Regions from separate parts of the Homo sapiens genome. Here region 1 is linked to region 2. Evidence: chromatin loops called from intact Hi-C (ENCODE). Cell type or tissue: CD14-positive monocyte. All regions are shown on one strand. Each heading gives the region's core, and the rest is flanking DNA. Links, peaks and the distances in the headings are about the cores only. Region 1 overlaps GAS7 (growth arrest specific 7). Region 2 overlaps GAS7 (growth arrest specific 7).

What was found. A loop is a pair of places that touch in the nucleus more often than their neighbours do. Peaks named below come from ENCODE experiments on the same cell type or tissue, not always from the same donor. Only the 100,000 strongest peaks of a DNase experiment are listed, where the experiment ranks them.
Region 1: it touches region 2 in a loop (2.5-fold over the local background); 1 of 110 quality-filtered maps calls a loop at or near these places.

Annotation. Positions count from the first base shown.
Region 1 is chr17:9,974,956-9,979,341 of GRCh38, reverse strand. All of the region lies in intron 3 of GAS7 (growth arrest specific 7), which reads left to right. Among named protein-coding and RNA genes, the nearest start is that of RCVRN, 72 kb to the right of the region's middle. In CD14-positive monocyte, for the core only: no CTCF peak of the experiment used is centred there; DNase peaks (open chromatin) are centred at 1,961 and 2,241; H3K27ac peaks cover 3,871 bases.
Region 2 is chr17:10,061,867-10,066,252 of GRCh38, reverse strand. All of the region lies in intron 1 of GAS7 (growth arrest specific 7), which reads left to right. Among named protein-coding and RNA genes, the nearest start is that of GAS7, 130 kb to the left of the region's middle. In CD14-positive monocyte, for the core only: no CTCF peak of the experiment used is centred there; DNase peaks (open chromatin) are centred at 1,562, 2,302 and 3,122; H3K4me3 peaks cover 1,132 bases; H3K27ac peaks cover 3,037 bases.

The sequences.
Region 1 (4,386 bases), core at 124-4,123, 87 kb after region 2:
CAAGGCTAGACTGAGTGTGTTGACAACTCCTGTCCCCCTCTGCCCCCATCCCCAGGGTGCTGGGGTAGTATTTCCTAAGGTGGAATCCTTGGGATCCCAGATGTATCCGTGCTCCATGAAGGAGGATGAAGAAGGACAGGCACATTAGCATTCTGAAGACTGCAGGAAGGCCTGAAATGAAGAAACCTATTTAACTCAGTTCGTTTGTGCTTTGTTTCTTTGTTTGAAACATACCACATATGTGTTAAGCTTTCCTCCCTCTTTTGGGTGGTTTTGCCTACCAGGGGACATTCGGCAATGTCTGGAGATATTTTTGACTGCCAGCACCGGGGGGAGGGGCTACAGGCATTTAGTGGGTAGAGGCCAGGGCTGCTGCTGAACATCCCACAATGCACAGGCAAGTCTTCACAACAAAGAATCACCTGGCCCTAAATGTTTACTAGTGCCGAGGTGGGGAAGCTCAGTTCTAGAGTGACCCAGAGCCTCAGTTCAGCGCTGCTCAAGGGTTCCCAGACCATGGCCCATTGAAGCAAGAAGCAGCAGCTCCCTACGTCAGCATGAAGAGTCCTGTGTCATTGATTCTGAGACATACATTTTCCCCTGACATATTAATATCTTGGAAGTCAGATGCATCTTACAATCAATAGTATATACTAGTTTATTAGAGACATGGTCTTGCTCTGTTACTCAGGCTGGAATACAGTGTCATGATCATAGCTCACTGCAGCCTCCTCCTCCAGGGCTCAAGCAGTCCTCCTGCCTCAGCCTCTCAAGTAGCTGGAACTACAGGCGTGTGCCACCACACCCCGCTAATTTTCTTATTTTATTTTCTTCTTCTTATTATTATTTTTTTCTGTAGAAACAGTGTTTTGCCATATTGCTCAGACTGGTTTTGAACTCCTGGTCTCAAGTGATCCTCCCAAAATTACCCAAATTACAGACATGAGCCACTGCTGGCCTCAATCACTGGCATCCTAGATTTGTGAAATTACAAATGTTAAACTGGGGCCTTGGGCATGTTTCTCCTTGCCAGGCCTCATTTTCCCCATTCATAAACTTGAGGGCCTGGAGAGAGATAAAACGAGGCCCTGCCCATCCATGCATGCTTTTGGATTATTTTGTTTGTTTGAGGTGGGGTCTTGCTCTGTTGCCCAGGCTGGAGTGCAGTGGTGTGATCATGGCTCACTGCAGCCTTGACCTCCTGGGCTCGAGGGATTCTCTCACCTCAGCCTCCCGATTAATTGGGACTATAGGCACATGCCACCTTGCCCAGCTAATTTTTAAAGAATTTTTCATAGAGACAAGATCCCACTATATTGCCCAGGCTGGTTTCAAACTCAGAATCCAGTGATCCTCCAGCCTCAGCCTCCCAAAGTGCTGGGGTTACAGGCATGAGCCGCCATGCCCAGCCAGCTTTACTTTTGTGTTGTAGCTTTGTTAACTTCTAGAGAGAGTTTGAAGGGCCACCCACAGAGCTGGTTCATTCTTATTAGTGCAGGTTTGTTGGATACTGGTAAGCAGAGGCAGCCAGGTTGCCAACTGGGAAGAGAGTTCTAGAAACATGCCTAGAGTCCTCCCCCAACCCCCCCCTTCCCCACCCCCGCACAAACTAGACTCCAGTCTTTGAATGTTGGGTGCTACTTAGGATCAGACCTGGGCTGGGGACTTTGCCTGCATTCCATCCTTTAATATCACCAGAGTTATGGAAGCTGTGTTTATTCAGTAGCTTTACTAGAGGTGTTTAATGCCAGGCTTTCTGGGTGAGACCCGCATGAGTAAGAAATAAACTTTAAACCAAAACAGAACACCTAAGACGCCATTCAGTAACTGCTGCAAATATTGAAAGTCCTCTTTGGGCTGGGCTTAACGTGCAGTGTGGAAATACTGATTTGTAGAGAGAAATAGTAACAGGCAAAGAGAAAGAAAATGAGTGAAAAGGGAGATGCTGGGAGTTTCATGTATGAGTCATTGGGTAGAATGAAGACAGTACAGGGCAGTGTTGTCCAGTAGAACCCTCTGTGACAGTATAAGCATTCTTTCTCTGTGCCTTCCAATATGGTAGCCACTAGCCATGTGTGGCTCTTGAGTACTTGAATGGGGCTGGTATGTCCAAGGAGCTGAATTTTTCATTAATTTAATACCTTGTTAAAATTTGGGGAACAATTTTTAATTTACAGAAAAGCTATAAAGACAGTAACTTCCTGTGCCTTCTGTACTCAGTTCTCCCGGTTGACATCTTACATAACCACGGTACATTTGTCAAAACCATGAAATTGACATCGTGCATTACGAGTAACTGAATGTTAGACTTTATTCAGATGTCATGAGTTTTTCCATTCATGTCCTTTTTCTGTTCTTGGATCCAGTCCTGGAAATCATATTGCATTTAGATTTTATTTAAATTTGATTTGTTTAAATTCAAATAGGCATCTGTGGCTTTTGTGTCAACAGTGCAAATGTGGAAAGTGAATACCTTTCTGAGCCTCTGGGCCTGGGATATGCATTGAACTTACGTGTTTTTCTTAAGGATAAAAGAAATCTATTATTTTTTGAGGTTGTCCTGGTGGGCGGTTGTGGGAGTGTTTCAGGAAACATGGGTTCAGGATCTGGCTTTGCTCAGCCTTGGGGCTTCAGCCCACTGAGGGATCATCCTTAGGCCTCCAGTAGCCTCAGGGAACCTAGATTAAAGGGGAGAGAGTGAATGCCTTTGCAGAGGCTGAAGGGCAAGGAGGACCTTCCTTTGAGCCTGAGGAGCCGGCCAGGGATATGGTTAGGGAGGCAGCTGTGCTTCCTCTGAGCAGGGGCTCTCTGGGGAGGGGGCTCCTGAACCCAGAGCCTCACCCTCGCCCACACCTTCTTCTCCAGATCAGGAAGCCTGGGACAGCTCTCCTCTCCCCTGCAGGAGCAAAGGAAGACCCTCGCTTCTTGCGAAATTAGCCAGTCTCAGGTTCAAAGCAGCTTCCCCAGCACTCTGACTTAGACCTCACCCCTGACTCCAGGGAAGGCCCTGACACCTTCTGCTGGAAGAAGTGCATGTTCCCCTAGAACCAGTGTTCTTGCTGGCTGAGGCTCCTGGGACCTTACAAAGGCCTGTTTAACCTCTGATGTCCTGGAAAGCAGCCACAGGTGTTTCACTATTCACAACCATGTGGGAAAATCTTTTATCAGTCTGTCTTTGGGAACGCAGTTCACATCTTAGACAACTAGGAGAGACAGTGAGGACCAGGTGGCCAGAGAGAAATTTCTGGAACAGAAAGGTATTTATGTAAAACTGCTCCCCTAAATGGGCCATGGTGGACAGTGGATCCTCCTGAGAAGGTGAGCATGGTGACCAAGGAACCTGCGAGGCCTTCCAGGATGTGGTGGGAGGAAGGAGGCTGTAATTGTGCCCTATGTCATCAGACCGGATGAGCACGGAACTGCCCCACTTCAAACCTTGCATTCTGTGGCCATGACTGTGTGTCCCAAAGTGGATTTCACGGTAGCCCTGCTGTATTTCCCTCAACGGGTTCTGCGTCTGTGTGCGCGGAAGGATGCTGCATGCTGTTGCCTTGTTTGAGATTTCAAGCGCATGTCAGCATATTCTAAAAGGCCTACTGTAAATAAACTCAATCTGAATAATGGGGTGTTTGTCCTAAATTCTTTGGACCGTAACACTGACCCTTTACTATCACTGCATAACACTTACAATACACATCTGGCAGAATTGCTATCCTGTTTAACACACCTGGGGAAACATTAGGCTGTACTATGTTTAATATGTGATAGATGAGGAAGGAGAACGGGTGGAAGGAAGGAAAAAGGGGGGGGTGAGAAAGAAGGAGGGAAGGAGGATGGGTAGAAGGAAGGGAGGAAGGAAAAAGAAGCCCGAAGGGAAGGGAGGGAGGGAAGAAGAGAGGGGAAGAGGAAAAGAGGGAAGCGAGGATTTCAAGAACCAGGGCTTCAGCACTCCGGGGTTCCTCAACTTTGTTTTTTTTGGTTTGTTTTGGAGACAGTTTCGCACTTGTTGCCCAGGCTGGAGTGCAATGCCAGGATCTTGGCTCACTGCAGCCTCCACCTCCCGGGTTCAAGCAATTCTCCTGCCACAGCCTCCCAAGCAGCTGGGATTACAGGCGTGCGCCACCATCCCTGGCTAATTTTTTGTATTTTAGTAGAGATGGGGTTTCACCATGTTAGGCAGGCTGGTCACGAGCTCCTGACCTCAAGTGATCCGCCCTCCTCAGCCTCCCAAAGTGCTGGGATTTCAGGCGTGAGCCACCGCTCCCAGTCACCAGGTTTCCTAACTTTGAGGAGTGAAATTACTATGTTTATTCCAGAGAGAGGAGAAATTAGGCCAGACCTACAGGAGGTATAATAAGAGAGTGTTCATGGCTGATTTTCTTATGT
Region 2 (4,386 bases), core at 164-4,163:
GCCGAGATCATGCCATTGCACTCCAGCTTGGGCGACAAATTAGCCTGGCCTTGGCTCCTTGTCACAGTCTCTCTTGTGCTTCTTCAGTCCCTACTTTCCTCTCCCTCCCATTTCCACTACAGATGGTGCCTTCCTACCCTACGCCATAGCAATCTGGTCACTGGGGAAATGGGGTTATGGAGAGGGGTATACTGTAATTCCCTTCATCTTATCTCAAGGTCAAGTTACATTTTGGCCCCAAGCATACAGCCCCCTAACTTGAGCTCCGGATAGACCTCCTTTGGGGCTCCCAATCCTGCTGAACCTCCCTGGCACTCTGTGCTCTTGCATATCTTCCACTCTGAGTCCAGCTCCAACATTCTGGCTATTTCTTCTTCCAGTGTTATGTGACTGGCACAGTTGGCCCCAGAGGTCCCAGCCAGGAGGACCTGGGGAAGCATCAGAGGTATTGACAGCAACATTTCTGATCCATGGTCCAACTTGGCCTGATGAGGGCAGCTGATAGTGGCTCTCCAAGATTGTCTACGTCCTAATCCCCAGAACCTGGGAATGTTATTTTATTTAGAAAAGAGTCTTTGCAGGTACAATGACGTTAAGGATCTTGAATTGAGAAGGTTTTCCTGGGTTATCTGAGTAAGCCCTAAATGTAATCACAAGCATCTTTATAAGAGAGAAGCTGAAGGAGATTTGACTGTAGATAGAAGACAAAGGGTATGATTGGGGAAGTAGGATTTGAGTGATGCAGCCACAAGCCAAGGAATGCCAGCGGCTACCAGGAGCTGAAAGAGTCAAGGACTGAGTTCTCCCCTTGACCCTCTGGGAGGAGTATGGCCCTATCAATACCTTGATTTCAGCTCAGTGATACTAATTTTTGGAAGCTTGGCATCCAGAACTGTGAGAGAATACATTTCTGTTGCTTTAAGACACCAAGTGTTATAGTGGCCAAAGGAAGGTTTTTAGAAATGCAGATATCTTTGGAAGAGAAGCTTACCCACAAGTGCAGGCTCAAGAAAGGAACCAAATCTCTAAATTCTCCCTGCTTTATGTTCTTTAGTTTTGATTGTTGCTATCTGTATACCTTGCCCTTTACCAAGGAACTATTAGCCAGGACTCTTTCTATTAAATGTTACAGAAATCCTATTCAGGCTTAGACCTGTAATCCCAGCTCTTTGGGAGGTCAAGGCAAAAGAATCACTTGAGCCCAGGAGTTTGAGACCAGCCTCAGCAACGTAGTGAGACCCCCATCTGTATAAATAAAAAATAAATTCACTAGGTGTGGTGGCACACACCTGTAGTCCCAGGTACTTGAGAGGCTGAGGATCACTTGAGCCTAGGAGTTTGAGGCTGCAGTGAGCTATGATTGTACCACTGTACTTCAGCCTGGGGACAGAGCGAGATCCAGTGAAAAGAAATCCCACTCAAATTGGATTCAGACAAAAAAGGAACAGTCCCAGGAAGTTCAGCTTCAGGCATGGTTTGATCAAGTGGCTTAAACAAACAGTGTCAGCAGTCTGATGTTTCTCTATCTCTGATTCCCTGTCTTCCTCATCAGCCCTCTTCCTTCTGCATTGGCTCCATTCTCAGTGAGACTTCTGCGAGTTGTCAGCGTGACCATCAGCAGCTTCAGGCTTGCATCTTGTCATAGTAATACATCTTTCCCCAGTAATTCCAAAACCAAATTCCAGGTATCCAGCCCCAGATGGGTAATATGCCCCTTCGTGAACTAGTACCGTGGTTGGGGAGAGGGCACGTGCTAATTGGCCAGGCAGGAGCCACTTGCTCCCGGAAACCTCGAGGGCTGAGAATGAGGTGAGGTGGTTCCACAGTAGAAAAATCAGGGTGCTTCTTTCAGAAGCCGGGGTACGTATGGCCTGCTGGGCAGGCCCACACAGCATACAGATGCTACGAGAGCCTGCTGTGCTTTGTAGGTCACAGACCCCCACGGTGTGCTTGGAAATGCCAGATCATGCTGTGAGGCTTTTCCTCTGCCCCAGCCTCTGGCACGAGACTCCCACGTGTGAAAAGCAGACTCACAGTCCCTGCGTGTCGTGGAGCCCGGGAAATGAAAACGTCAATCTGGGAGGCCCCAGAAGGTGTAGGGGATTGAGTGAGAGAGCCAAGAAGCTGCAGCAGCCGCCGCTGCTGGGACTTCGTGTTTACAAATCACATTATCGGAGCATCTTTGAACTTCTGTTGGCACGTGTGTGACTAATGTTCGAGCTGGTGAGGGCCATGTTGGGAAATGGAAAAGGGAAGTGGGGACGAGCGCTCGTGCTAAAATGGTGCTCTCTTTGGCAATGGCCTTTGGAGGAGGTGACTCACTAGGGGCATTGAGGCAACAAAGAAACTGCTGTGGCTGGATGAAAAAAAGATGCTTCCTCTGCCCCCCTCACCACCCGTGCAAGGGGAAGCCCATGACCTGAGTGTCTTGAAGGAAGCATTTGACCAGGGAGGGTGACCCAGGGTGGAGCCATACTAGACGGTGGTCAGGAAGCTGCCGTGGTGAACAGGTTAGAGTGGAGGTGATGAGTTAAGAGTTCCAGAGCCAGATGTGCAGGGCTGAGCCCTCAGTGTCGTATCTTGTTAGCAGCCTGACCTTGGATGAGATCCTCACCCTGACACCCTGATCTCGGCACCGCCATTATTAGCTGTTTAAGTGTATGCACTCTGCCCCAGTTTGCCTGGGGCAAACTGCCGAACTGTTTGAACCTTGAATTCATTCTCTGGAATAAGCATAATCATAGAAACTAGATGATTTGTCAGGGTTTTGCCGGAGCTGCTGCTTCTCTGCTTTGGAGCAGAGATGGTAGCTTTGGCAGAAAATGGTGGATCATTGCAACTGAGAAGTTAAATAAGAGGTTTCCTCAGCAGAGAGAGCAGGATGGAAGGGGTCCTCCTGAGGTGTAGGACATGGGGACGTCTTTGTGAGTATCATGCGCACGCACACACACACACAGACACACAAACGCGTGCGCGCGCACACACACGTGCCAGGTGCCACCATGCCGTTGCCTATTATTTTGATGGAGGTAGGCAGGAGCAGGAACTCCTTTTGCAAGAATGACAAAGAAGTGGCATTAGCAAGTTCTGCCTGTCTGTTCCTCTAGGGGAAACCCCATGAAACCACCACAGAGCCACTCTGCTTCCCTTTCTTGGCCCACTCTGGCAAACCCAGCCAGCAGGTAAGTGGGAGCACAGAGCGAGGCAAGGGTTGCCTTTGCTGTGGGGAGGGGTCCATCCTACTGTGTGCCCCCTGATGTCTGCACAGTGTGGATGGAGCTCCCTGGACATCCCTGCCTTCCCCTGGGCTGCCCCAAGTACTGCAGGCCTCACTCACGTGGTGCAGGACTGCTCGGCTACCCACAGGATCCTGGGGGGTGAGAGGGCATTTGCGGTGGGAGCTGAGATCTGCAGGGTCATTAGGAATTAGTGTCAGCTAATGGTGGCTCAGCACTCCTGGGGGAGAGAAGAAAGGAAAGGGAGAGAATAGGGATGTGAGCAGCCCTGATTTGCTGGTTCAGGGATTTCTGAGACCAAAAAGCAACCCACCAGCAAAGCAGAATTAGCTGTGTTATTTAAAGTTATTCACATCAGGATATTTAAATGATCTGTGCCCACTGTGTTCGTGTGGTTTCTATGGGCAAGATGTGTTTTATGTTTTTAAAGTTTGTTTAACTTTTCTCTATATCCATGGAGAATCATTGGAAGATCAAATGATATCTCGATCAGTTGTAGAACTTATTTTATTTTCTATTTTATTTTATTTTTGAGACAGAGTCTCACTCTGTCGCCTGGGCTGGAGTGCAGCGACGCAATCTCGGCTCACTGCAACCTCCACCTCCCGGGTTCAAGTGATTCTCATGTCTCAGCCTCCTGAGTTGTCGAGATTACACGTGTGCACCACCATGCCTAGCTAATTTGTGTATTTTTAGTAGAGACGAGGTTTCGCCACGTTGGCCAGGCTGGTCTTGAACTCCTGACCTCAAGTAATCCACCCGCCTTGGCCTCCCAAAGTGCTGGGATTACAAGCATGAACCATTGTGCCCAGCCTAGAATTTACTTTAAAGTAATTACCAGAATGGTAAATTTCCTCCTTCATGTAGGTCAGAACTTGTCTGTGATCTCTAAAAGTCCTGAGCTTGATCCCTCCGTGGACATGCACCTGGGTCGGGGGCACCGGGAACCAACTGAAGCCTGGTCAGTGTGTCTGTACCAGGGTTTTCGGCCATGTTACTGTTGACATTTCGGGTTGGATGGTTGTTTTGTTGTGGGCGGCGGTCCTGTGCATTGTTGAGTGTTTAGCAGCGTCCTTGGCCAGTAAATGTCACCAAGTATTGCCCCATTGGCCCCTGGGGAAAAAGCGCCCCTAGTTCAGAAACACAGGCT